Regions from separate parts of the Mus musculus genome. Here regions 2 and 3 are each linked to region 1. Evidence: chromatin loops called from intact Hi-C (ENCODE). Cell type or tissue: heart. All regions are shown on one strand. Links, peaks and the distances in the headings refer to the core of each region. The heading gives the core; the rest is flanking DNA. Region 1 overlaps Carmil3 (capping protein regulator and myosin 1 linker 3). Region 2 holds the start of Dcaf11 (DDB1 and CUL4 associated factor 11). Region 3 holds the start of Irf9 (interferon regulatory factor 9).

What was found. A loop is a pair of places that touch in the nucleus more often than their neighbours do. Peaks named below come from ENCODE experiments on the same cell type or tissue, not always from the same donor. Only the 100,000 strongest peaks of a DNase experiment are listed, where the experiment ranks them.
Region 2: a loop joins it to region 1, with 8 times the contacts of the local background. A loop is called at or near these places in 17 of 42 quality-filtered maps.
Region 3: it touches region 1 in a loop (5-fold over the local background); 9 of 42 quality-filtered maps call a loop at or near these places.

Annotation. Positions count from the first base shown.
Region 1 is chr14:55,495,042-55,500,041 of GRCm38, reverse strand. Carmil3 (capping protein regulator and myosin 1 linker 3) reads right to left here. Exons shown (of 40, transcript NM_001374104.1): 11 at 4,544-4,638; 12 at 4,232-4,318; 13 at 3,952-4,061; 14 at 3,740-3,817; 15 at 3,179-3,255; 16 at 2,997-3,101; 17 at 2,835-2,904; 18 at 2,297-2,378; 19 at 2,100-2,196; 20 at 1,900-1,954; 21 at 1,651-1,823; 22 at 1,372-1,440; 23 at 1,101-1,194; 24 at 901-999; 2 more. Among named protein-coding and RNA genes, the nearest start is that of Carmil3, 6.5 kb to the right of the region's middle. In heart, for the core only: a CTCF peak has its summit at 2,542 (motif pointing left); a DNase peak (open chromatin) is centred at 2,551; H3K4me3 peaks cover 541 bases; H3K27ac peaks cover 1,671 bases; H3K27me3 peaks cover 659 bases.
Region 2 is chr14:55,552,377-55,563,060 of GRCm38, reverse strand. It overlaps Dcaf11 (DDB1 and CUL4 associated factor 11), which reads right to left and starts at 3,032. Exons shown (of 15, transcript NM_133734.3): 1 at 2,940-3,032; 2 at 1,619-1,851; 3 at 42-169. The coding sequence starts at 1,773. In heart, for the core only: CTCF peaks have their summits at 3,019 and 4,321 (motif pointing left); DNase peaks (open chromatin) are centred at 2,290, 3,080, 5,251 and 5,910; H3K4me3 peaks cover 1,815 bases; H3K27ac peaks cover 1,616 bases.
Region 3 is chr14:55,601,192-55,611,875 of GRCm38, reverse strand. Rnf31 (ring finger protein 31) reads right to left here. Exons shown (of 21, transcript NM_194346.3): 16 at 10,479-10,597; 17 at 10,121-10,234; 18 at 9,938-9,995; 19 at 9,177-9,273; 20 at 8,452-8,620; 21 at 8,202-8,344. The coding sequence ends at 8,291. It overlaps Irf9 (interferon regulatory factor 9), which reads right to left and starts at 7,891. Exons shown (of 9, transcript NM_008394.3): 1 at 7,633-7,891; 2 at 6,644-6,824; 3 at 5,972-6,155; 4 at 5,710-5,783; 5 at 5,438-5,558; 6 at 5,268-5,339; 7 at 4,021-4,362; 8 at 3,076-3,191; 9 at 1,846-2,955. The coding sequence starts at 6,823. The coding sequence ends at 2,845. In heart, for the core only: no CTCF peak of the experiment used is centred there; a DNase peak (open chromatin) is centred at 7,775; H3K4me3 peaks cover 1,152 bases; H3K27ac peaks cover 1,399 bases.

The DNA.
Region 1 (5,000 bases), core at 1-5,000:
CCAAGGCTTCAGCTAGAAGAAAAACTAATTCTAAGGCTCTAGGTGTTGCAGGCACAGAGGAGTATGGGGGCGTCTCCATTCTATTTCCTTTGTGCCCTCTGGTCTCTTTGCTCTGACTTCTGTTTTAGTCAACACTGGGCTCCCACCAATGGCCTCCTTCCCCTCCCAGAACTTGCCTGAAGCTCCTTGTCCACAGCTTTGGATACCTCACTGGCTACCGACTCTAGTCTCTGCCGCACAGGCCCATCGTTGGCCAACACGTGACCCAGCTCATAGAGGCTGGGAAAGAGCTGGGAAGGAAGAGGTTCTCTTCAGAGGTCAGAATCGGGCCCCACTAGGTCCCCAGGCTACGAGGACACATGCACGGAGCAATGCTTAGATGCTCCTGGTGTACAACTGGGTGGCCTTCTTGGCTTTCCAGATTGTAGGGAAGGGTGGGGCTGTGGAGGGCTCACCGCCCGGGAGTTCTTGGCGTCCTTGATGAGGTCCCGGGCATAGAGCAGCTCATCTTGCACTGGCTCCAGGGGACATAGTCTCAGGGCCCGCACCTCCTCCTGCACTCGTCCACACAGCCGCTGCAGCATCTGAAGCACAGTGGCAAGAGGGTCGGGGGTGCCAGGTCAGACCCTTTGGGACTCATAGTAGCTGCACACTCATAGTGGCGGTGGTGATACCTCCGTACGGCCCACTTTCTCTCCTCGGAATGCCCTTCCTGAATACCTAGTTGAGCCCCTGGAATGCTCTGTACCCCCTGGCTGCTATTTGCCTGCGTGTATTTAGGGCCCATCATCAGATTATCTCTTTTCTCAGGTCCAGTCTGGGGCACCATGCGATGCCTATGCATCAGCAAGTCACGTCTGTACCCTGCATGCCCCTTGTTCCTGGGAGGGAGGTGTTTACTTGCTCGGCGCTGCTGGTCACCAGGCCCTGCTGCAGCCTGAAGGCTTGCTCCTGAGGGCATGTCTGGGAGTGGTTGTTCCTCACCAGGCACCACTGGATCTAGAGATGATGGAGTGGGAAGGCTCAGGGTTGGGGATGTGGGCTGCTGCCTCTCCGCCCTCCTGCTCTCTCACCCTGCTTAAAGAAACGTGACCCTTCACCTTCTGCCACACATCCTCGGTGCGCTCAGGGGCACTGCGGTAAGCTTGAGAGATGTCGCTCACAGGGAAGGACATGAAGCGCAGTGTATGGTTGCTATGAAACAGTAGTATATAGTTAGGTGGGAAAAGAGACAGAGGGGAGCCCCGCCCCCAAGCCTCTTCTTGCTATCCTGTAGGTCAGGGAACTGGGATGGACCTAGGGTAGTTTAATCTCAGTCCTAGCACAGGGAGGCTGGGGGCCTATGTCAGGACAGAGCTCTGATCTACTCACCTCTCCAGGGCCCTTGCAATGTCCAGGAAGCCCAGGGCAGACGTATTGTTCCGATCCCATAGTATAGTTCTGAGGGAGGGTGAATACCAGTCGACACCTCTCTCTCTGGGTCCTCAGTAAAGACCAGAGGTGTGACCTTCTTTGAGCAACCCCCCCCCCCATAACGAAGCCGACTCAGACATGGTTCCAGAAACGGAGGGCACAGAGGCCAAAGGGAAAATACTCGTATGTGTCAGCGGGTCAGGGATCTAGGTTGAGGGGTGGAGATGCGCGCCTCACCTGAGGGAAGAATTTATCTGCAGCGCCTTCGACAGCATCTTGGCCCCGATGTCCTCCATGCCGTTGCCACTCAGATCCACCTTGGCCAGGCACGTGTTGCTGCCCAGGGCATTGATAAGGATGCTGGTGCGAAGCTTCAGCCTGGAGTCTGCCACGGACAGCGACTGCAGGGACTGAGTGGGAGAACGGAGGTTAGGGTGGGTCCCCATACCACCCACCCACAGGTCCCTCCTAGGCTAGGTCACTCACACAGTCCTCTTCTTGGATCAACTGCACCAGCTTATGCAGGATCTCTTCCAAAGTCCTGTTGGAAGTCAGGGTCAGAGTAGGAGGGGAGGGGACCAGGGACTTGCTATTAGAGGAGGAGAAGGGTGGCCAGAAGTCATCCAGTAATCCAAGAGGACTGGTGGATGGCAGGAACAGGGGCTGTGGGCATAGGAAGGGCTCACTTGGCCTTGACATTGAAGTTCTTTCCTAGGAATAGGTGCTTGAGGGACTTGTTCTTGCCAAGTGCAGGCACCAGCGTCAGGAGGTCTGAGTCAAACCCTGTTTAGTAGATGGGAGAGTCCCGGCCTTGAGGCCCAAGGTGAAGAGAAGAAGTCTCCTCGGGGCTTCACCCCTATGCTCAAAGAGCGGTCTTACTCACCATTATCAGACAGATCTAGGCTGCCTATACAGGTGACAGCCCCCAGCTGCTCCTGCAAGGCCTGGGCTCCTGCTGAGCGGAGCTGCAGGGACAGGGAGTGGGGGTGAGAGGCCAGAGAGGGAGGATGGACGACCGTGTTTAATCTTTAGGGAACAGTGCTAGTCACTCAAGGCCCTGTCTCTAAACCTTGCTACACTGTAACCACCCCTAGGGGTTTCCTTTCCTCTCCCTCAAAAGCCAGCTGCTCTGCAGACAGCTCGCTCCTGCCCTCTGCTGGGCAAGCCTGGTATCAGCCACCCAAAGCTTTAGGGGCAGAAAGATACCGGAGTCTTGAACTTGGATGGCCAGTTTCAGAGGGAAAGGGGTGTGGTCAGTCTAGAGAGCTATTCCCTGTTTCTGCTCTCCACTCTGTGTGTGTGTGTGTGTGTGTGTGTGTGTGTGTGTGTGTGTGTGTGTGTGGCGGAGTGGCAGCATAGAGCTCCGTCTTGACTGAGGGACACTGGTCTGGTGGCTGGGACAGGGGAGACATGGGGCTCACCTCACAGCTGCTAAGGTCCAGGTGCAGATCACTGAGGTGACTGTTGAGGGAGAGGCCCTGAAGAAGTGCCCTGTAGTGGGAAGGTCAGTAGGCCCACATTTACCCCTCCCCAAACACTTCCACGGCTCCCCTGGGCATCTTCCAACCCTTCACCCACCCAACCTGAGGGCCTCCAGGGGCAGCCTTGTGGCTGACAGGTTGACATGGCTCAGGGTGTAGACGCTGCTGAAGAATTGCTTGAAGGCTGGCGGGGCCTCCCGGCCCTTCCTGTGGAGACCCCGAGAGTCAGTAGGGGAGGGCTACGGGCATGGGTTCCTCATCCCTCCCGGCCCCGTCGCCCCCACCTGTGGGAGCAGCTGTTTCGAGCCAGGTTGAGGTAGGTGAGGTGAGAGCAGCAGCCATGAAGGAGGGCGCCCAGAAGCTGTGGAGAGACGCAGCGGCTCTTAAGATCTTGGACCCCCATTCCTGGCATTCCTTTCTCTGAGGCTCCACTGAGAACACCCATTCAGCCTTTTAAAACCCACCTTGCTCTTCAGATGCGGAGGGTAGGGGTGGAGGGTATGTAGGGACATGGAGAGACTCACAGGCAGTGTTTGTATTTGTAAAACAGGACGCTGCAGGCTCCAAGGAGCACTTTCTTAAGTTAGGGGAAAGAAATGTCCTTTCCTGCTAGTAGACATAGAGCCCTGTGCCAGGAATGGAGTGAGGGTCTATTTTTAGGCAAAGCCAGCATGACCTTGTGATCTGAATGAAGTGCATACGGTCTATACTGTGCATGAACCCGAAGTCACCCTTGTATCACCGTCCATGTCTGTGCTCAGGGAAGGAGGGTGAGATGGGAGGCCCCCTCCTGACTTTTCTCAACCCTTTCTGTCTGGCTCCCTCCACCACCAACCCCTCCTCACCATGTCAACGGCACAGTCAGTCCCTGAAAGGTCCAGGTGTACCAAGGCGTTGGGTTGGGCCAGGAAACTATAGAGGGCCTGAGAAAGAAGCAATAGAGGAAGAGAAAAGCGTGGATGCATCTCCCTGCCCCCAGGGGCCATGGGGGGAGTGGCTCCCCTCGAATCCCAAGCATGCTTTTGTAGGTGCTTGAGGCTACCTTCCATGGACTCACATTGGCCTCGTCTGTGGCAAGCAGCCCTGGGTTCTTGCTCAGGTCCAGGTATCGGAGGGAGCTGGCAAAGGCTGGGTTGGCCCCGAAGGTCTGGCCCAGTGCCTGGAGCCCTGAGCACAGCAGGCACTGGGCTGGGTTAGTCCCCATCCTCTTCACCCACGACGATCGCCCCCTCCCCCTCCCCCCCAGCCCCGCGTGATTCCTTTCCCTCGGTGTGCAAGTGTGTGGGCACACCTCTAGGGCTCAACATCTCAGAGGCCGGGGGTCCTGGTGTGAGTACCTCGAGGAGAGATGGCAGTCTTGGCCAGGCACAGTTTGGTGAGGCCCGTAGGGAAGCAGAGGAGCTGCTGGCTCAGGCTGAGGAAACCTGAAGAGTGGAGGAAGCAGGTTGGCGAATGGCCGCCAGCGGAGGGCGAGGTGGAGTGGTCAGACAGGGGCTGGAGTTGGGTGTAGGCCTGGGGTCAAGGATGGAGGTGCTTGGGCTTGGGGCGATCTTCAGGCTGCCAAGGCTCTATTTAGACCTAGGTTTGGGCTCTGGGCTGGGGTAAGGGTCCGCAGTGCAGTGGGGATAGGATTCAGGGCTGGGGCTCACCCTTGTCCTCGATGGGGTTGTGGGACAGAATGAGCGCATGCAGCACACAGCTCCCGTTCTCCCCAAACACCCCGGCCAGCTTCTGGACAAAGTCCCTTCAGGGAAGGGGAGGAAGGATTTGTCCTGAGCTGAGCCCCAAGTCTCCAGACCCTGGCTGGCCCCCCTCCCCAAATCCTATCTGCTCGTCGGGCTGGGTCTATAATGTTAGAGGGCCCCATGGTGGAGGAACAACTTGGGGCTGAGCAGGGTGGTTTTTCCACTCAGGAGTCTGTGGGAGCTGGAAGGTGGGCCTGCCTCCTGCATTCCATACCCGTGGGCATTCTGTACTTCAGCAGGATGTGCTGAGGTAAAGCCCCACTTTGGATTCTTAAGATGGGGGCAGCCCACCCTGCTTGGACGTTGGTGGGACATGAAGTGCATTGTGGGGGAGAGTAAGTTGTGGTGACATCGGGGGCTG
Region 2 (10,684 bases), core at 2,241-7,240, 61 kb before region 1:
AAAACATAAAGCCAAAAACCTTAGATGGCCTCTCCTCTTACCGGGTGGGTTATATCGATCTCCAAGGCGACCATCCCAGGCACTGTCATGCTCTTCCTCTGAGTCCGAGAGGGCCTGGATGAGCTGTAAATTTGCTGCACCTCTTCCTTGCACCAGTCTCACTTGGCCTCTGCGGAGAGATCCCCATTATAAAGGAGGGATTCCTTCTCCCATCTAACCAATGGCTATCTGGCTCTTAGTCAGTTGGTTCTCCTTTTGAAATTGGATTTTAAGTCTCCTACAAGTCATAGTAGGGCCAGGCAGTGGTGGCGCATGCCTTTAATCCCAGCGCTTGGGAGGCAGGGGCAGGTGGATCTCTGTGAGTTCAAGGCCAGCCAGGTCTACAGAGTGAGTTCCAGAGCAGCCAGGGCTACACAGAGAAACTCTGACTCAAAAATAAAATAAACAAACCAACCAACCCCAAACACACAAAAAAGACACAGCAGGAAACCAGCTTTAACTCTTAAGAGTAAGAACACAGAGTTCTAACAGGTTATGAAGACTGACCTACTAAATTGATTTCTCTCAGGGCTAAATATAATTTTCCCCCAGGGCTAAGGACTGAACCCAGGGGCTCAGTGCATGCTGGGTAAGCTTCTACCACAAAGCTATATCCTGAATTCAAGAGCTAAGAATTAGGAGAGCACTTCCACTTTTCCTTCTATACCCCAACAAAGGCACCTTAAGTGAGAGAAGGTATATTCTGGTTCATGGCTCAAGGGCAGAGTCTGTCATAGCGGGGCCATCAAAGTAGCAGGGCCAGGAACAGCTGGTAACACAGCACTCATAGTCAGGAAGAAGGCGGGATGAATGGTTGGGTTTAGCTAGCTTTCTCCTTTTTATACAGTCTAGGACCCACATGGGAATGGCACCACCCACGCTCAGAGTGGGTCTTCCTGCTCCAATGAACCCAATCGCCATAATCCCTTCCAGGCCTGCCCAGAGAGGCTAAATAATCCATCCCGCCCAGGTGTGCCGTGTCCCCCAGGTGATTTCAGACTCTGTCCAGCTGACAACAACAACAACCCTCACAGCCGTCGGTGTAGGAACGCAACACAGAACACAGGGTCTGCAGGGATACTAGGTTCATCTTTTCCCAAGGAACCGTAGGCAAGCAAACAAAACGTTCTTAGTTCCTGGTGGTCACCCCCTTGAGGGCATTCTTTTCTTAAGAGCAGGGCTAGTAAGGCCGATGTAAACTTGTTTTTCAAGTAAATCCACATGGCTTCATCTCACATGGCAAGTGACTTAGCACCCCCTTCCCAACTCTTTTCACATCTCTCCTTTCCTCCATAATCCCTCTCCCTTCTCTCGTTTTATTTTCTTGGAAAACTGATGACATTTGTGTTGTCACAGCTGAAAAGGCTTCCCTTAGGAGCTCCTCAACTATGAGAGTTGTAAGAACCATTTTGGGTAGGGAGCCACGCAGAGTGTATGGACATCCAGCAGGGAAAGGTCGTTCTGTTCAAACACAACCATTGTCCTGGGACAATGCCATTCCCTATCCTCTGCACTTTTCCTGCCTGAAGTTGAGGTCAAGACATTGTGACACTTAGTGTCACAGCAGAGGGTAAGTTACCTGCGGAGGAGATAGGCCAGTACCTGGGCCAGATCCACATCTTCATCCTCTTCTTCCTCTTCCTCACTACGACGCAGGCCAGTCCCTCTTCGGGACAAGCCCTCAGAGGGTTCTAAGGACCCGGATCCGGCGCTGCTGCTGTTCCGTGATCCCATCTTCTGGTTACAGCATCCTTATGTCTTGCGCAGGGGCTGCTCCTGTCTCCAACTTGGGTTTGGTGAAAGCAAAGCCTGCTGTAGAAATACCAGGGTTTCCAGAAACGGGGCAGAAGCTATCTTTAGAGGGGTGACCCCTCCAGGAGACTGAGATTTCCTTCTCTTTAGCTATGACAGCTCCCAGGGTATCGGGAACATAAACCTTTCTCAATCCTGTGAAGCAAAGAAAGCCATATGAAACCTAGGGTGCAACCCTACCGTACTAATCAGAGTCCACGAAGAGGAATTTCCCATTTTCCTAACCAAACTCACCTATCAAAGTCCCCGGCCCGGGATGGCTGAATCCCAGATAACCTCTCCGACTGACCAATCAAAACCCCTTGCGGAAGAACGCATTTCACTAGCTTATCTCACACAACCAACCAGAGGCGTTAGAACTCAGACCCCCCCCACGCCTCCCTCTACTGACCAATCAGAGCAATTTCTTGCACGGGCCGGCAGCATCAACAGCCAATGAGGTTAGAAGTCAGCCTAACACCCCCTCCAGTTTAGCTTCACGCCCACGTGGTGCGCCGGGGGTGTGTACAACAGGGGGAGGGAAAATGGAGAAGCACCTCCCCCCGGCGTCTGGCGGTTACCGCCCCACGCGAGACCACCCACCAGCCAGGAGCTGTCGCAGGACCCGCAGGGGCGAGGCCCTGTTTACAGCGACTATCGCTGCGGCGCCGGCTAACAGCTCCTCAGTCGCGAGCCTCGTCCGTCACGCTTCTGGCGGCCAGGCCTGCTGACGTCACTCGACGCTCCAAGCAGTCCCTCCCCCTCGGCCCTCTGATTGGATAGCTGAGACCTGTGATTGATAGGTGGGCTGGGGAACTTGCTCAACCCAAGAGGGGCGTTTAGTCGTAGCGGACTGGAATTGGCTGCGACCTGCATTAGACGTAGCGGAACTAGACATCAAGTCTGCGAGGTGGTCCCTTAAGGTCGCTTGGCCTCGAGTGGTTTGTTTGTTTGTTTGTTTTTTACTGCGTGCCCAATCGCTCCTATTCCCTCAGCTCCCAGCAACCCCAGTTCAACCGTTTTCCCCTGGCTGTAGCGCTAGCGGCCTGTCGAAAGCAGTCCTCACTGGTGGGACCTGGGCCTCTCCACCCTGCTGTGTACACGCTTACCAGCGGGGGTCTTGTCTGACGACCCCTGGCTTCCTTTCTTGGTCTTTGCATACGCTCCCTAAGTGCCGCGGCCGTCCCCGGAGCCTTTCCGGTTGCCTTAGTGCGCACGCGCCCCTTGGGTCTGGGCTTTGCCGACCGTCCCTAGGCTTCTGTCGCTCGCCACCTCCCGTTGGTTTATGAGTAACTAGGGTGAGTCCAAGGCCAACCCTACCTTGTCTGGGATGGTTTCCTAGGCCAGAGAGGCGGGCGATGTCGGCCTTGGCCCAGAGGTGGGCCATCGCGAGGACACCTCAGCTCCCGGGGCGAGCATGTGACAGGTTCTGTGTCAGGTTTCCTGGTCTCTAGGCCGGAGACCCCAACATTTTCTCCCGATCCACGCAGGTTGTCACTGCCTTAAAATTCTTAACTGTAAACAAGCGCCCAGCATTTTGTTCTTTGGCTGGTCTCCATTAATTATGTGGACAGGTATTTCAAACATACACGGAACTTTCAGGATTCCTAGGTATTTGGGTTATTTGGCCTGGAAAGTCTGTAATAATTTTAGTATTTTTCCTTCCTTATTACTCTTCTAGTTCTTACAAGTTCTGTAGATATTTTTTAACTGATTACTTGAGGTTATTTTCACAGTGGCTGTTTTTCCACATTTCAGACTTCTTCCACTCCTTGATCTGCTCAAGTCTACTCTTAAAAGTATTTCGTTCTTAAGAGCTGACTGTTTTTTCGTTTTTTTATTACTTCAAATACAGACTTCCCAACCTGATTGTCTTTTTACTTCATTCGAAAATTTTGTCTGCCAATCAAATGTGCCTAGAAGTGCCTTATTTCTACTGGTACACCCTTTCAGAATGTCTAATCTGAGAGATGCTTTATCTTTTTAACCAGTCCTAGCCAGCCCTCATAGCCCTAAACTGTGACCTAGTGATACTGCTATCTGTAATCAAACTTGGACCTACATAAAAATGTATGTTCTGCTTAACAATCACTGATAATAGTGGGATACTGGAAATAAAAGAAATCCAAATATACAATAAGAGGTTGGTTAAATAAATTATGGTCAGTTTTGTACAGTTATAAAAATACCTGGTAGCCACTGAAATGAATTTTTTAGTGGGTTAGGAATATGTCTCTATGGGAGAGTGCTTGCTTGGCATTCTGTATATACTGGGTTCAGTGTATACATTGAACACACACACACACACACACATACACACCAAACAACAACAAAAACCCAATGTTGCTGCAGTTCTTCATAAAATAAAAATAACCGAGGGCTGGAGAGATGGCTCAGTGGTTAAGAGCACCGACTGCTCTGCTGAAGGTCCTGAGTTCAAATCCCAGCAACCACATGGAGGCTCACAACCATCTGTAATGAGATCTGACGCCCTCTTCTGGTGCATCTGAAGACAGCTACAGTGTACTTAGATATAATAATAAATAAATCTTTTAAAAAAAATAACCAAGTTTGGGCCAGTGAGATAGTGAGATGCTTCAGCAGGTAAGGGTGTTTGCTAGGTAATGGTGCTTACTAGGAAGTCTGGGGTTTTTGTTTTTGTTTGTTTGTTTGTTTTTCGAGACTGGGTTTCTCTGTAAATCCCTGGCTGTCCTGGAACTCACTCTGTAGTCCAGGCTGGCCTCGACCTCAGAAATCCACCTGCCTCTGCCTCCCAAGTGCCGGCATTAAAGGCGTGTGCCACCATGCCCAGCTACTACTAAGTCTTATGACTTGAGAGAGAATGGACTCCTACAAATTGTTCTCAGAACTCCTCATGCATACCTCCCTACTCACCCACACCCACCCAAAGAAGTAAATACAAATTTGAAAAATCCAAGCTCATTATGTGATTAAATAACAAAATGGATGATAGCTAAGGTGGAACATGAACAAAACATTATGATTAGGTCCAGAAAAGAGGCCTGTAAAATTTTTTCCTTATTATCGTTATATATGTGTGGATGCATGTGTGTGTAGTGTGTTTGTGTGTTCAGGTGTGTTCTGGTGCATGTGAACATGTGTATCAGTTGATGTAGAGGCTTGAAATGGATGTCTGGTGTCTTCCTCAAAAATTTCCAAGTTATTTATTTGAGAATTCCATACATATATACAGTGCCTCTTGACCACAGCCACTCCAGCTGCCCCCCCATCCCCCCCTCCAAGCCTCCTCCTACTTTCATGTCTTTAAAAAACTTTTACCAACTTATTTTTTGAGACAGGGCTTCTCACTTAGTTTGGAGCTAGCTGATTGGCCCTACTGGCTAGCCAGCAAGGAATTCTTCGGCCTGCTTCTTAGCCCTGGCATTTCAGACATGTGACAAGGGCAGTGCTGGACTTTCCAGGCTGGTACTGGGGATGAGAATGCAGGTGCCCCTGCTTGTATTGACTGAGCCACCTTCCCAGCCTCTTTCACCTGTTTTGATGGCAGAGTTGCACTATGAGTAGGTTTCAGTAAGATCTGTAAGTGCTAAGAAGAGGAGAAGTATCAATAAATTAATAATATGTAGTTGGGCAGTGGTGGCGCACGCCTTTAGTCCCAGCACTTCGGAGGCAGAAGCAGGCAGATTTCTGAGTTTGAGGCCAGCCTGGTCTACAGAGTGAGTTCCAGGACAGCCAGAGCTACACAGAGAAACCCTATCTCGGAAAAAAAAAAACAAAAAATAAAAAAATAAAAAATAATATGTATATAAGAGTCAGGAGGGAGGTGGTAGCACCCCCGTGCCTAAAGGTCACTCCGACATGTGTTGTTGGCCTTTCAATGCTTGCTAAGTTTGTAAAGTGCTTTGAATTTGAGCAGCTTCTGCTGTCCCGAGTTACACTAAGTCACTAACCACAGAGAGGTTTCTCTTCTGTCAGCACCCATTTTTAGACCAAGTTGGCTAATGATTAAGTAAATATCAGTTGGTTGACTTCCTGTTCCACCAGGTTTGGCCTGTTTTGTTTGTGTCCTCGAGCAGCTCCACTAGAGGGCGACCTGGTCTTTGGGGGAAAGGCTGGCCAGTTTTCACATGGGGGGATGGTCCTTCTCAGCCTCTCTGGTTGCAAACAGGAGCCTGGTGATTGTAGGAACTCAGTCTTCTGAAGGGACTGATGCCCCACAAGTGCACACTAAACGAAAGAAGCATTTCCTGTGTAAGATGGAAGGGGAGTAATGTGCTAATTTATCTTGGGACTTTAAAATGTGTTTATTAGAAAACAGTTGGATAGTGATGAAATAGTCTAACACTCTCATGTCGTGGGTCTTTTTTGGGGGAGGGAGCAGCATTTCATGTAGCCTAGGCGGATCTGGAATTCACTATATAGCTGAGGCTAACTCTGACCTCGATGCCTCTCAAGTTTGAATGCTGGGAACTACACCATACCCAGCTTTATATAGAACTTAGATTGACTAGGGCTTCATGCATGCTAGGGAAGAGTTCTACCAACTGAGTTACGTCCCAAGAATTTCTACATCCTTAAGGATTAGATCTGGGGACATTGGGCAGGACAGGATAGATGGTTAAGTGGTTAAGAGCTCTGGCTGTCCTGGAACTCACTCTGTAGACCAGGCTGGCCTCGACCTCAGAAATCTGCTTGCTTCTGCCTCCCGAGTGCTGGGATTAAAGGCCTGTGCCACCATGCCCGGCTGGCTGTTCTTTTCGAGGACAAGTATCCACATGGAAGCTCCCAACCATCTGCCACTCCATTCCTGATACATATGTATACAGATACATGTGCAGGCTGAGCAGCCATACACATATAAAAGGATTTGTGTCCGTGTGTGTGTGTGTGTGTGTGTGTGTGTGTGTGTGTGTGCATGAGTGTGTGTTTTGTTTTATAGAAGAGTATGGTTCTGGGGTTTGAACCCAGGACTTTGCACGTGCTAGGCAAGAATTCTACAACCGAGCTCCATGTCTAGTTCTCTTTTTTTCACTTTTGAATTTGAGACAAGGTCTCCTTGAGTTGTCCAGGATGCCCTGCACTTGCATCCTTACCCCTGGTCCCTCCAGTGGCTGCTCCTGCAGGCATGCCCCACCTCATCCATCTACTAATCCTAATTTTGGACAGTAAGTGCCATAAGATTATCAAGTGTTGTAGTAGTTGAATGAAAGATGTCTCTCATTATCTCTGGTATCTGAATGCTTGGTGCCCTGGCAGTGAAACTCTTTGGGGAGGTCCAGAGGTGTGGCCTCGTTGGAGGAGATAAGCCCATGCTGGTCCCACTTCCCAGTCTCTGCCTCCTTTCTGTTCAAGATGTGAGCTTTCAGCTCCTACTGCCACGCTTCTTTCCGTCATGGACTGACTTCTCTCTCTTCTCTTCTCTTCTCTTCTCTTCTCTTCTCTTCTCTTCTCTTCTCTTCTCTTCTCTCTGTCTCTCTCTCTCTGTCTCTCTGTCTCTTTCTTTCTTATTGTTTCCTCCCCCCCCCCCCAAGACAGGGTTTCTCTTTATAGCCCTGGCTGTCCTGGAACTCACTTTGTAGACCAGGCTGGCCTGGAACTCAGAAATCCACCTGTCTCTGCCTCCCAAGTGCTGGGATTAAAGGTGTGTGCCACCACTGCCCAGCTTAATTTTTTTCAAGACACGGTTTCTCTATGTAGCCCTGGCTGTCCTGGAACTTGCTCTATAGACCAGGCTGACACTGGGCTTTTGAGATCCTCCTGCCTTTGCCTCCTGAATGCTGCGATTACTACCACCAGTTATTTATACATTTGATTTTATGTGTGAATGTTTTGCCTGCATATGCATGAACACACTAGATACATGCTTTACATACACTGAGATCAGATGAAAGATGGAATTAGGGATTATTATGAACCACCATTGGGGTGCTGGGAATTGAACCTGGCTCCTCTGCAGGAGCTTCAAGTACACTTACACCCTGAGCCGTCCCTTAAGCCCCCATCATGAACTCTTCTCCTTCTGGAACTGGAAGCCCAAATAAAGTCTTCTGTATGGTGTTTATCACAGCAATAGGAAAGTAATCAATACAGGAGATTCCTCTTTCTTTAGTACTGGGAAGGTCTGGAAAGAGTGACAGCTCTATGGACATAGTGCACAGATCATGTTTTATTTGCTATTTTTTTTTACAAGTTTTACTATTTATGTGCATGTGCCTGTGTGAATGTGTGTGCATATGTGTGTGTGATGTGTGTATGTACATGTGAATGTGGAGAGCTGCTTCACCTACTATGTGAGTCTCAAGGATTGAACTCAGGTGGTCAGGCTTGGCAGTAGGCATCTCCACCCACTGAGCCATCTTGCCAGCCCTTTGGTCTTTTTTTTTTTTTTTGAGACAAATCAAAGCTGGGTGTGGTTTCTGGTGCCTGTGATCCCAGCACCCAGGAAGCTGAGCCCAGCCTGGGCCCCATATCAGGGCTATACTGTTAGGCTAGTCTCAGACTCTCCACAGTGTGTGTCTGTGGTCAGAGGCATGTGCTGTGTGCCACCATGCTGTTTCCTACTGAAAGATTCCAGTTCCTTAGAGGCTGGTTGATCCCAGGCCTGGGCCAGAAAATATACAAGATGTTTGTACAACAATGCATGTCAGCAGGGAAACAGGCAGGACTGTTAGGATCTCATTAACATGACTCATTCAAGGTTCTGTCAGCAAAGGTAGGAGGACCTGAACTTCAGTACATATAATTAAGTGCAAAGTGTTTAAATCTAGAAGTTCAGTGTGTGTGTGTGTGTATTGTTGTTGTTGTTGTTATTATTATAACTAACTGGCTATCCTTTTGAAAGGCTGGTGAAAGGAGTTTAGTTGGTATAGCATTTGCCTGGAACATACAAGGCTGTGGGCACTGTTGCCAACATTGCATCAACTTGCTTTGGTGATTTTGGCTTGTCTCTGGAGATAGGAGGCAGGAGGACCAGCAATCCTCAAGGCCAGCTTGGGATATATCACACCCTGTTTCAGAAAACAAAAACTAAAGATAATAGGAGACTGAGTCATTTTAAAGATGCTGGATAAAGGAAAGCTAGCAACAGTTGTGCTGTTCATGTAGAAAGTAGGCCACAAGGCAGTGAAATAGAATTAATCTTCCCTTATTTGGGAAGTGTGCCTGTATAAAACGTATCCCAGCTCTTACAACAGGGCCTGAGGGTGTCTGCTTTGCAGATACTTGTGTATTAATTAATCCAGGTATTCATTGAATATCCATGTCTAGATCTTCCCAAATGGATAACTTGAAAAAGATGGAATAGAGGAGACCTCTGTGAACTGATAGATTTTAAAATAAATGTGAAATATATATAAAGTTGGGCAAGCTGGAACATGGCCATAGTTCCATCGCCTGGAAGTGAGGGCAGGAAGATAGCTTGAGATCAGCCACATAGCAAAACTAAGGCCAGCCAAAGCTATGTAGGGTGACCTTGTCTTCAGAAAGAAAGCAAAGCAATGATTGAAGATGATGGTATGTACAGACCACTTCCTAGCACTCACACAAGTCACTGGTTCAACCCCAAACATTTAATCATTTATAAACAGGCCAGGGAAGGCTAAGTGACAGTGTGTAAGTGTCCACATTTTTCTCTGGGTAATGTTTTCTTCCTTCCTTCCCTTCCTTCCTTCCTTCCTTCCTTCCTTCCTTCCTTCCTTCCTTCCTTCCTTCCTTCCTTCCTCCCTCCCTCCCTCCCTCCCTCCCTCCCTCCCTCTCTTTCTTCCTTCCTTCCTTTCTTCCTTCCTTCCTTTCTTCCTTCTTTCTTTTCCTCCCTTCCTCCCTTCCTTCTGGTCTTTCGAGGCAGGGTTTCTCTGTGTAGCCCTCCCTGGCTGTCCTGGAACTCACTCTGTAGACCAGGCTGGCCTCAAACTCAGAAATCCGCCTGCCTCTTCCTCCTAAGTGCTGGGATTTTTTTTTAAAGATGTATTTATTTTATGTGTATGAGTACACTGTAGCTGTCTTCAGACACACTAGAAAAAGGCATGGGATCACATTACAGATGGTTGTAAGCCACCATGGGGTTGCTGGAATTTGAACTCAAGACCTCTGGAAGAGCAGCCAGTGCTTTTAACCTCTGAGCCATCTCTCCAGCCCCTGGGTAATGTTTTCAAGGGTGATTATAATAGCTTATTCAATTACATCTGTTTTCTATACAATGTGTTTGCTGGGTGTTGTGTATATTTCTGTAATTCCAGTCCTTGGGAGAGCACCAATGTAGGCAGGGCTGCACAGTGAGACCTACTTTACAAACCCAACTGGAATGTAAGACAGTGGTAGACCACTTGCGGGCATTCCTGGGGCCCGAGACTCTATACTAGTACTACAAATCAAACAAAACTGAAAAGAACGTGGGAAGGAGGGAGGGAACCAAAACTAAAGCCAAGGCTGGGCATGGTAACAAGCTTGTAATCCCAGCATTTGGGGGGTGGAGGCAGGAGGATCAGGAATTCACCACTAGCTTCTGTAACACATTTTCTGTAACACCAATCTGGGGTGTAGGAAACCTTATCTCAAGCAAACATACAAACTCCAAACAAAAAGCAAGCCAATAAACAAGTCTAAAAACTCAAAATTTCTTTATCATGACTCTTTTTATCTGCTATGTGGGCCAATTTTATTGGCAAAAGTTGTGTTTAAGACGAAGACTTTGGGGCGGGAGAGATGGGCTCAGCAGTTAAGAGCATTGAATGCTCTTCTAGAGGTCCTGAGTTCAAATCCCAGTGACCACATGGTGGCTCACAACCATCTGTAATGAGATCTGATGCCCTCTTCTGGTGTGTCTGAAGACAGCTACAGTGTACTTAGATATAATAAATAAATCTTAGCCAGGCAG
Region 3 (10,684 bases), core at 5,685-10,684, 110 kb before region 1:
TTGAGACGAAGTCTTACTTTGAATGTACCTCAGGCTGGTCTAGATCTGCCTCCTGCCCCTGCCTCCTGAGTGCTGGGATTAAAGGTATACACCATCATGTCTAGCCCCTCAAAGTCTCATTTGAAGGAACAATGCCATTTCCCATTTTGGCTTAGATGTAGGGCACAAGAGAAAAAAAAAAAAAAAAAACCAAAACGGAAGACTAAGATATACTTTAGAATAGATACAAAGAAGCTTCAAGGGGATTGTAGAAAGCAGAGGGCACAAAAACAGCATCTGCCTTTGCTAATGGAGTCATTTATTTGCTCTCCTTCTCAGAGGGATAAAGAACAGACTGAGGGGCCGGGCATGGTGGCGCACGACTTTAACCCCAGCACTCGGGAGGCAGAGGCAGGTGGATTTCTGAGTTCGAGGCCAGCCTGGTCTACAGAGTGAGTTCCAGGACAGCCAGGGCTACACAGAGAAACCCTGTCTCGAAACAAAACAAAACAAAACAAAACAAAACAAAACAAAACAAAACAAAACAAAACAAAACAAAACAACAGACTGAAGGAAGAAGAGAAGTCCAAGGCAGCAGAAACAAAGTCGCCCTGTAGGGATTTAAGCATCAGACATGATGCCGTGGGTGAGCCTCTGCAGGCTTCTACGCAGCACTGGAGACCCTGAGGGTGGCGGCAGTCAGGTGACCACAGAACTAATCTGGTGGAAATCATGAGAGCAGGTGTTAAAGAGGCTTTGGGAAGGAAACGCTTTCCCATTTGGTGGCAAAGTTAAATGGAATAACAAGAATGCCAGTCAATAAAAGCTACTAGCTGATGGTGGCGAACACCTTTAACCACAGCACTCTGGAGGCAAAGACAAGCAGATCTCAGTTAGTTGGAGACCAGCCTCATCTATAAAAACGTGTTCCTGGATAGGCAAAGCTCCACAGAGAAACCCTGTCAAAAACCCAAAACAAACACCAAGTAGGCACTCAAGTTTCAGTGAACATGACTGAAACATGGTGCCAGAACATGGCTGTCCTTTTTGTTTTTAAGGCAGGGTCAAGTTGGCCTGGTGGCAGAGACAGGCGAATTCTGAGTTCCAGTCAGCTTGGTCTACAGTGAGTTTCAGGACTACCAGGGCTATTCCGTGAGATCCTGTCTCAAACAAACAAACAAACAAACAAACAAACAAACAAAAGCATGTAGCCCAAGCAGGCCTCAAACTCCTGATTCTCATCCTCCTGCCTCCACTTCCCAAGTATTGGGATTATAGGCATGAACCACCATGCCTGGCCTAGGCCAGACTGCCTGTTGTTGGGCTCAGTAGAGAGGAATCCAATCTAGGCGTAGCCTTCACTCGTGTGAGTGGCTACCAAGGGTGAGCTTGTCCTCACCAGCAGCAGACACAGGAAGTACGGCAACTCTTCCCTCAAATTTCCTCCCCTCTTACGTCCTGGAGGAGGTTTGGACTGTAGTTCCAGTGTCTCTTCCAGGTTTAGACTTCTAGTTCAGGGATCATCCCTAGGTAGGCACATTCTTTTTTTTTTTTTTAAATAATTTTTAAAAAAGATTTATTTATTACATGTAAGTACACTGTAGCTGTCTTCAGACACACCAGAAGAGGGCGTCAGATCTCGTTACAGATGGTTGTGAGCCACCATGTGGTTGCTGGGATTTGAACTCTGGACCTTCGGAAGAGCAGTCGGGTGCTCTTACCCACTGAGCCATCTCACCAGCCCCCAAGGTAGGCACATTCTTGAAGCCCCTAGCAAAAAACTGTGGAGCCAAGATTCTCCTGCATGAAGTCGTCAGCTCTCTTTGCTACCTTTTTAATGCTATAGTAGACACCACATGACCAAGGTAACTTAGAAAAGGCAAAATTTAATTTGGAGCTCACATTTCTAAAGGTTTAGGGTCCATGACCATCACAACAGAGAACAAAGCAGGAGGCAGGCAAGCATGGAGCTGAGGTTGAGAGTTTACATCTGACTTATAAGCATGAGACACAGAGAGAGTGTGCTAGCTAGGAATGGCAAGGGTCTTTGGAAACCTTAAAGCCCATGGCCAGTGACACAACTCAACCAACAACCCCACACCTCTAGTCATCCCAAGTGGTTCCACTGAGGACCAAGTAGTCAACATGTGAGCGGATGGAGGCTGATCTCTGGCCCAAAGAGTTATTTATTATTATATGTAAGTATACTGTAGCTGTCTTCAGACACACCAGAAGAGGGTGTCTGAAGACAGGTGTGAGCAACCATGTGGTTGCTGGGATTTGAACTCAGGATCTTCAGAAGGGCAGTCAGTGCTCTTAATCACCGAGCCATCTCTCCAGCCGCTCTTAGGAAGCTTTTTATTTATTTTTTTTGGAGACAGTGTCACCAAGACTGGCCTTGAATTTGAACTCACAGTCTTCTTGCCTCTTGTCTCACATGTGCCAACTATGTAATACCTCACCCAGCTAAATTTTATTTCAGTCTAGTGAGGACTGGGAGATAAAATATATAAAGTGCTTAGATTTAGAGTTTGGGACTGGGAGGAGCATACAATTCCCTCTGAGATCACACCCTTTGGAACTTTCCAGTTCCTTGGAGCTGAGAGAGAATATAGCTTTAAAAAAAAGGAGATAAAAGTCTCTTCCAGGTTGTCTTTGAGCTCATAACCATTTGGTCTGTCTTCCAAGTGCTGAGATTACAAGTATCCTCAACAAGTCTGCCTCGCAAACTCAATTTGTAAGGAGAAACATCACCCTTGCACTTTCTCTTGGCCATGCTGGATAACACACGGTGATAAGAACCATCACAGAAGCAGGCCGACCAAGAGTGTGGAGAACAAGTCTATTTCCATGGAGACGCGACGATCAGTGTCCCAGAGCAGAGGGTGACTGCTCTGTGTGCTGTAACAGGAACAAGGCAGCTTTCTCCTCTTCTGGAATCTTCTCCAGTAAATGTCGGGCAAAGGCCTGCTCCATCTGTACAAGAGGAAGTGAGGCGCAGGCTGCAGTGAGCACTGCGGGGACAGCCACCACCCTGCGGCCCCTTCCCCTCAGGGACAGTTATTTGACACAAATCAGTCCTGAGGCTGAACTAACCTGCACTGTGATGAGATTCTCTTGGCTATGGCTAGAGCCAGGACTCTCCTCCCAGAAATGTAGGGTTGCTTGGAACTTGGGTGGGGGCCCCTGGCCCTGGAAGTACTGGGCCAAATCTGAAAGAAAAAGGGTCAAGGATTGGAAGGAAGAAGGTAAGGTATGGCTGTCAGTGGTGTATGTCCAGGCACGGTGGTGTACGCCCATAACCCTAGCACTCAGGCTGGGGCGGCGGAGTTGCCATGTTTGAAGTAGCCTGATCTACTTAGTGAGGTCCAGGCCAGATGCTGTGAGAGCTGGGATGGGGTACCATGGGCACCCAAGGCCAGAGCAGAAGCTGTGGCTTAGAGCTGCGAAGAGGCACTATATTGCTGTCCCTGCTGCTGTAGGAAAGGCAGTTCACAGCAGCAGGCGCTCCCACCAGGAGGCTCCCAGTCCTCAGAAGCAGCAGCCCTGCCCACCAACCCCTTGGTTGCTTGTGTACTCTCCCAATAGTAGGGCACCATGATTCTAGGGTCACCCGCACTGTCCTCCATGTTCCTCTCTCTACTCCTCTGCTCGAATTTACAAGCTGTAACTGGAATCTCATGAGTGGATAGAGGGAAGGGACAGTCTCAGGGGAAGATGCCTACAGTGTGTGCCAATGGATGAGGAGAAGGTCACAAGGCTCCTCGTGAACTCAACTGTACACAGTCACATAACCAGGCTGCTCCCCCAAAATGCATCACGTATGTGCTGAACTCCAGCTGAGCCTCATCTACCATGGCCTTGGCTGGGCAAAGACTGCCAGACAGGAACACATGGCCACACAGCATGCGCATCACACAATGTAGGGGTCCCATGCAGTGAGGATGTCCTGCTGGGGATAGTAGTGGGGAATCCCCACTTTAGGCCCAGGGGATAACGAGGAAAGGTAGGTGCTACAGTGCCCGGCTGGGACACCCTTACCTCTACAGAAGTAGGTGGTCTTGAAGAGCTCCACACACTTATTGCTGGGCAGCAGATGAGGACCAGGCCCGGGTGGGGCCTCTGGTGCATTCCAGGAGATGGGGATGGGGCAAAGGCGCTGAACAAAGAGGCCTCTGGAATTGCTGGCCACCAGGACGCCTCTGTCAAGCTGATTCAGCAGGTGCTGGGTAGGCTCCAGTGGGTCGGGTTTGGGAAACTCCACCTGCTCCATGCTGCTCTCCGAGTCTGAGCGCTCAGCCACGAGCCGACAGTCTAGGCTGTGCACCTGGGTCTTACCCACCACTCGGCCACCATAGATGAAGGTGAGCAGCAGCGAGTAGTCTAGGGCCAGAAAAGCACAGCTGTACTAGGCGTGGGAGGAACCTGGAGGCTGCTAAGAAGCCCTCTTCCCACGGGAACCTGAGCACCACGAGACTTTAGAAAAGTGAAGTTCCCTGTAGTCCTGCGTCCTCATTTTGTTAATGGGAAAACTGAGGTCCAGAGCAGGAACCCAAGAAAGCTCTGGGAGATAAGGTTGGCTGCAGGGCTGAGGCAGCTCCTTCTTAGTTAGAGAAGGTTCCTTTTGTCTCATAATGTGGCTCAGTTGAAAGAATAGTTGCCTACCATGCTTAAAGCCCAGTACTGCATAAGCCCTTAGACCCAGCAAAGTAGGAATTCAAGGTCATCTTTGGCTACACAGTGAGTCTGAGATCGGTCTGACTTTATTTATTTATTTATTTATTTATTTATTTGAGACAGGGTTTCTCTGTATAGCCCTGGCTGTGTCCTGGAACTCACTTTGTAGACCAGGCTGGCCTTGAACTCAGAAATCTGCCTGCCTCTGCATCCCGAGTGCTGGGATTAAAGGCTGGGATTAAAAACAAAAGAAAAAAGTAAGGTGCCCCCCTTCTCCTCTTTTCTCCCGTCACTCAGGAGTCATGCCCATCAGAGCTTAATGCCCATGGCCGCCCAGTGTACAAGAAGTCCTTACAGACTCAAGTTTTCTGGATGATGATAAAGAAATCAATGTTCCGATGTGGCAGTTCAAGGATCAAAGTACTTAAGGTGTTTCCTGATGGCGAAAAAGCCCTATAAAGTATGATCGGCCACATGGACTGTTCAATTGGTAGAGAGGTTCTTCTAGGATAAGGTAGGTTGTAAGCTTTGCTGGGTAGACAATGCAGGCAAGGTCAGAGGAAGCAGACCCAAGAGGAAGGGAACAAGGAAGGGTCAGAAAGGCCACACACCTGAGTTCAGAGGAAGTTGATGCTCCAGGAACACTGGGTCCTCTCTAATGGTGGCCTCAGTTGTGCCAGCTCCTGGAGGGGAGGCAAAGGCACTGATCACTCAGAGTGGGACTGAAGAGTCCGAGAGAAAATGTGCAATAGATACCGAGGTAGGGGAAACAGTGCCATACCCTCCTCTAGCTCAGAGTTGCAGTTGCTGTTGCTGTCGCTCCTGTTGCTGCCATTGCCACCACCGCCTATGTTGCTGCCACTGTCTGAGTGGTTTACAACGCCATTGGTCCTCCCATTTTCCTACAGACACAACAGCTCTTGCTGGCACACCCCTCCCTTGGATTATATCATCCTCCCTCTTCCGCTTCCTTCCCGAGCAATCACATCATCAAGGGCTCCCGGAAGGCAGGGATTAGGTGAGTGTCAACTTCTGGGTGGTACCTTTCCTTACCATATTTTCTTCCCTCTCAGGTGACACACAACTGATACTTCGCTTGCATGGTGATTTCTGGTTCCGTGGTTGGTCTGTGGAAATGTTGCAGGCAGAAGAAAGTTAGGTCTTCTACAAAGGGGGTGGGGGAGTGAGTATCTGAAACAACAAAAAGCTGGGCAGGACTAGAGAGCCCAAGAAGGCCTGGAAGCCCACAGAGGGAGGGCTCTTATCTCTATCCTTGTCAGTCTGCCCCTTCCAGGAGCGGCAAGAGAGCACTCACTAGGGAGGGTTCCTGCTGGCAGTATTCGATATACTTTGTAGGGTTCAGCAACATCCATACGACCTCTCTCGGGAACCTCCTCAAATTCGGAACTCTTGTTGAGGGCACAGCGTAGGCGAGTCTTCCAGACAGCGGGGTGTCCTATGTCCCCATCTTTGTGCTTTTCCTTAAACAGTGCCCAAGCCTAATAAGAGATGTCATGAAGAAAAGAAAGTATTATATAACCCAGATGTCCCTCCAAACGGCTGCCTTGCACAGGCTTTGGGGCCTGAAATCAGATGAGCCTACACTGGGTTTGTATTCTGTTATTGCGGGTTTGAAATCCTTAGTCAATTTTGACCATGTCTCTCCAAAAGACATGGTTGGTTCTACTTTCTTTCTTTTTCTTTTTTCTTTTCTTTTTTTTTTTTTTTTTTAAGATTTATTTCATTTATATGAGTACACTGTAACTGTCTTCAGACACACCAGAAGAGGGCATCAGATCCCATTACAGATGGTTGTGAGCCACCATGTGGTTGTTGGGAATTGAACTCGGGACCTCTGGAAGAGTAAGCAGCCAGTTGCTTTTAACCGCTGAGCCATCTCACCAGCCCAGGTTCTACTTTCTAGTATTTCCTTTATCCAAACCCCAAACAGACAAAAGTGCTTTGGGGTGCCTTCAGGAACTCTCACCTTGAATATGGCAGCATCCTGGTCCTCTCGGAAGTCTTGCTTGCCTGCATGCTTCCAGGGAATCCGGAACATGGTCTTGGCTGCATCGTCCCAGCACACCCCTGGGAAATGGCCACTCTCCACCTGCTCCACGATCCAGCTCCGCAGCTTTCGGGTGCAGCGTACTTTGCCTGAGGCCATCCTAGGAAGAGGAAGCAAGATATATGAGAACTCTTTTCATTTCGAGACCAGACTTCACTATGTTATCCTGATTGGCCTGGGACTCACTGTATACACCAAACTGGACTTAAACTCAAGAGATCCACCTGCCTCTGAAGTGCTGGGATCAAAGATATGTGCCGCCATCATGCCCAGGGAGAACCAACAACTTGCAAACCCCTGGCCACCGGGGCCAGCTTCACGCAGAAGCCCTTCCCTGAAGACCCTTCCATGTTCTTTTCTCTCTAGAAACATCCCCAGAGGTTAAAAACTATTTCTTAAAACTTCTTTTGAATATTCCTCGTTATTACACCTGAAAGGAAACCTCAGACATTTGGTCTTGATAAGTTGAAGTGTTTCAGACATGTATTATTTAGGAGAATTCCCTTAATGACTTGTTCCTTGTGGCAGAGTTTTAGCTCCCAAGCATCTACAGAGGCAACATTTGCTCCTAAGGCATCTATCTCCCCAGCCTACTGACCTTCTCCTTACCATACCCCTCTTTGCTAGAGGGGTAGGTGGGGCAGCAGCTGGGGGCAAGGGCGGAGCTGAAGAAATGGGCAGGGCCTGAGGCAAGAAAAACAAAGGTCAACTAAGGCCTTTGTAGACCTTCCTCAACAGTTAAGTTGGCAGCCAGTCTGGCCCTGTGATATCAGTCTCTCAGGCCACATCTACTTTCAGATTCACAAGCCACTCTGACTCTCCCTGCAGCTCAGGGCTCTGGAAGCCCTCACCAGCCCCCTCTCATCGCTCCCAGTTGGTCCCCGCCGCAGACGCAGAGTTGCTCTTACCTGAGCCGCTGAAAAGGTCCCAGGCTTAGCAGGTTCTAGGCTTTTTCTGATCTCTCCTCCCCTTTCTACAGTCCCCACCCTAAGTTTCAATTCTCCTCCGGGGAGGTGCATTTCCTAGAAACCACGTGGTCTGAGTTGCAGGGCAAGCGGTTACCACCAGAGGGAAGCAGCCTCAGTCAGCAGTAGCACCTTGGGCCTGTGGCTCTGTGAGACTCCTCCTTCCTCCCAGAACTACGCCCCGTGTCTGGTTCCCAGGAAGGTTATCTCCAGATCAGACCCGGAGGCTGATGTGTGCTCCCCAACCGTGTCTGCTTGGTAAATGTTAGGTTATTCTCACAGAGCAGCCGAAGTCAATGATGGGAAAAGAGGACGCTGAGCCCAAGCCAGGTGGCTAGATGTGGAGGGTCTCTGTTGTTCCTCCGCGGTGTTTCACATCTTCCCAGCCAGGAAGGAGTCCAGGGGTGGTTGGATTACGGTAGGCTGCCCTTCCAACAGGATTCTGTCCCTCTCCCCCCTCCCTTTCCCTAATGCCCCGGGATGCTGAGGCCAGGAAGAAGGACCACCAAGAAGCCTAGGCCATAAGATGCCTCTTTATTGGTGCTGGAACTGCTGCTGAGGCCTGGGTCAGGAAGTCCCATCAGGACCCGGCTCTCTGCTACTACTTTCTTCTGCGGGCAATACTCTGTCCCAAGGGTACCTCTTCTCTCAGCTTCTGCAAAGGACAGAGGATAATGATATTGGAAACCTGCAGTGGAGAAAATAGGCTGTCACAGGTGACTTTTGGAAGGGCAGGGAAAAAGCTGGATGTGACAGCTTTACCTGTAATAGCCGGGCCTGGTAAGCAGGCAGATCCTCTCCATCCGCGGGCTGAGGAGCTAAATGTAGGTAGCGAATAGTGGCTGTCTCCAGCTCCTCCACTTCATACAAGGTAGCTGGGTCCAGTGAATGGGCATTGATGAGGCTCACGAGATACTCTTTGTAGTGTGCCCTGGGGAGATGAGAGAGCAGAGTATTTATTCTTCCGTTTGATATTAACCACATGCGCCCAACACCTTGTTTTTATTGTGTTATGTTGTACGCACTCACTGGCACTCCCTGTCTCGGTGAACATATGCAAGATGGAGGGCAACGTGTGAGTTGGTCTTCTCCTTTCACCGTGTGGATTTGGGGGACAGAACTCTGGTCCCCCTACTCGGCACTAAGTACCTTTTCCAACACACACAGTTGTCTCACTGGACCACACTGGGATTTTGTTGTTGTTTTGAGACAGTGTTGCTCTATGCAAATGGCCCTGGCCGTCCTGGACACATTGGGATTCTTATTGAGCAAAACCATTAGCCCCTCTGCCTGCTAAACTTGCAGGCAGTGTCAGTCAGTCTCTTATGCTGCCTGCCACTACCCATCTGCACACTTGGCCAGGGGGCCCCCTCTCTTGCTCCCTCCTACTGTGTGAAGGACCAAATGGCCCCAGAGACCTCAGCTTACTGCCTGGGCAGCCTAGCCCTGCTCCCAATGCCACGCTCCATGCGCTGGCAGGCACTCACTGACATAGGCCGGCATAGCCAGGTGGAGTTTCCTTGCCGCAAGCTTCATCCCTGAACCCACTATGGACCTCCTTCTGCTCCATCACTCTGCAGCCCCCTAAGAGGAAGGAAGGAATACGTGTTGGAAGGGGGCTCTGAGCCCAGGGCATCCTGCTTGAGCAGGAGCAGCTGGAGATGGTTTCAGAGGCACAATGACTGATGAAGGCACAATGAAGATCTTGCTGCCCTGCTTTTTACAAAAGTGGAATATGGTCCATAATCACATACTGTTTGTGTGTGTGTGTATATTTATGTAGCTATGACTGGCCCGTCACATGCTTTTAAAACTGCACTCCTGGCTGTTATTTAGCTCCTGCATAGCCAACCACCTTTCTACCTAGAAGGCAAGCAGGGTAGGTTAGAGCCGTACTCAACATCTTTTGTGACCGGCACAGAACCTAAAACTGTAGCCTAAAAACCCAAAACAACCGGCAGGTATCATTAACTACTCAGAGTTAATTAACTAATTAATAGTAGCTCACTATTAGAGCCCATGAGCAGACACTTAAGGGTCAGGCGTTTTAATGATACTTTAGGCAACACGGCTTAGTCATTAGGTGGATATCATCCTCACTTCATCGGCAGAAACAAGCATGGAGAGGTTAATGACCATGCAAAAGAGTAGATGAATGACCCCAGCCCCCAGCCCCCCCAGCCGCTTTACCCATCACAATGGGAGCCCAGTCTACCATCCCCACTTTAGAGGCCTGTCTGACACTTACCTCCAGGGACTGCCCGTGTCCCAGCTGGAGGCTCTGTATTAAACATGACATTATTGTCCTAGGGAGAAGTAGAGACAGGGGCGTCGTTTGCCTCCATCCAGCCACTGTCCCATTTCCCGGCATGCAAGTCTTCCCCACCCTCGCCCACCCTGTGCCCACCCAGCCAGGCTGGCCACCTCTGACCTGCAACAGTTTCTGGAGGCGGGCAGCAGTCCAGTCCCGTAGGTAGAAGAGGCAGTCTCGAGGGTGGTGGCCATGCAGGGACTTTTTCACCTTGCAGTTAGGGTCTGGACATTTCTGGTAAAAATCCAGATAGGAGAAAGAAATTGGAAATTGTTGGAGTTCTGGACTCTCAAAACCCCCATGCAAGGGGGCATGGGCGTGAGAGGAGAGCGAGGCAGAACAAGTCTGGAGCAAGCAGAGGGGGGAAGAGGACAGAGAGACGTTCCCCATTCTACTGACCTGTCCCCTCCCTGGCCCCCGCCCCTCAAGCGCCACAGCAGCCTCCCATACCTTCCCTTCCCCCTCTTTCTGCACTCACATTCTTGGCGTAAAAGGCGTTGTAGCAGCCACTGCAGAACTGGTGTCGACACTGCGTGCAGTGGAAGTGCATGCAGCCTCCCCGGGCCAGTGCGTACGAGAACTTGCATTTCGGACAGTCTGTGAAGTGAGGGCAGCAGCTCAGGGTGAGGGCTTTGCCTCAACACCCAGGCCTTCCAGCAGGGAGCTATTGCCCATCAGACCACT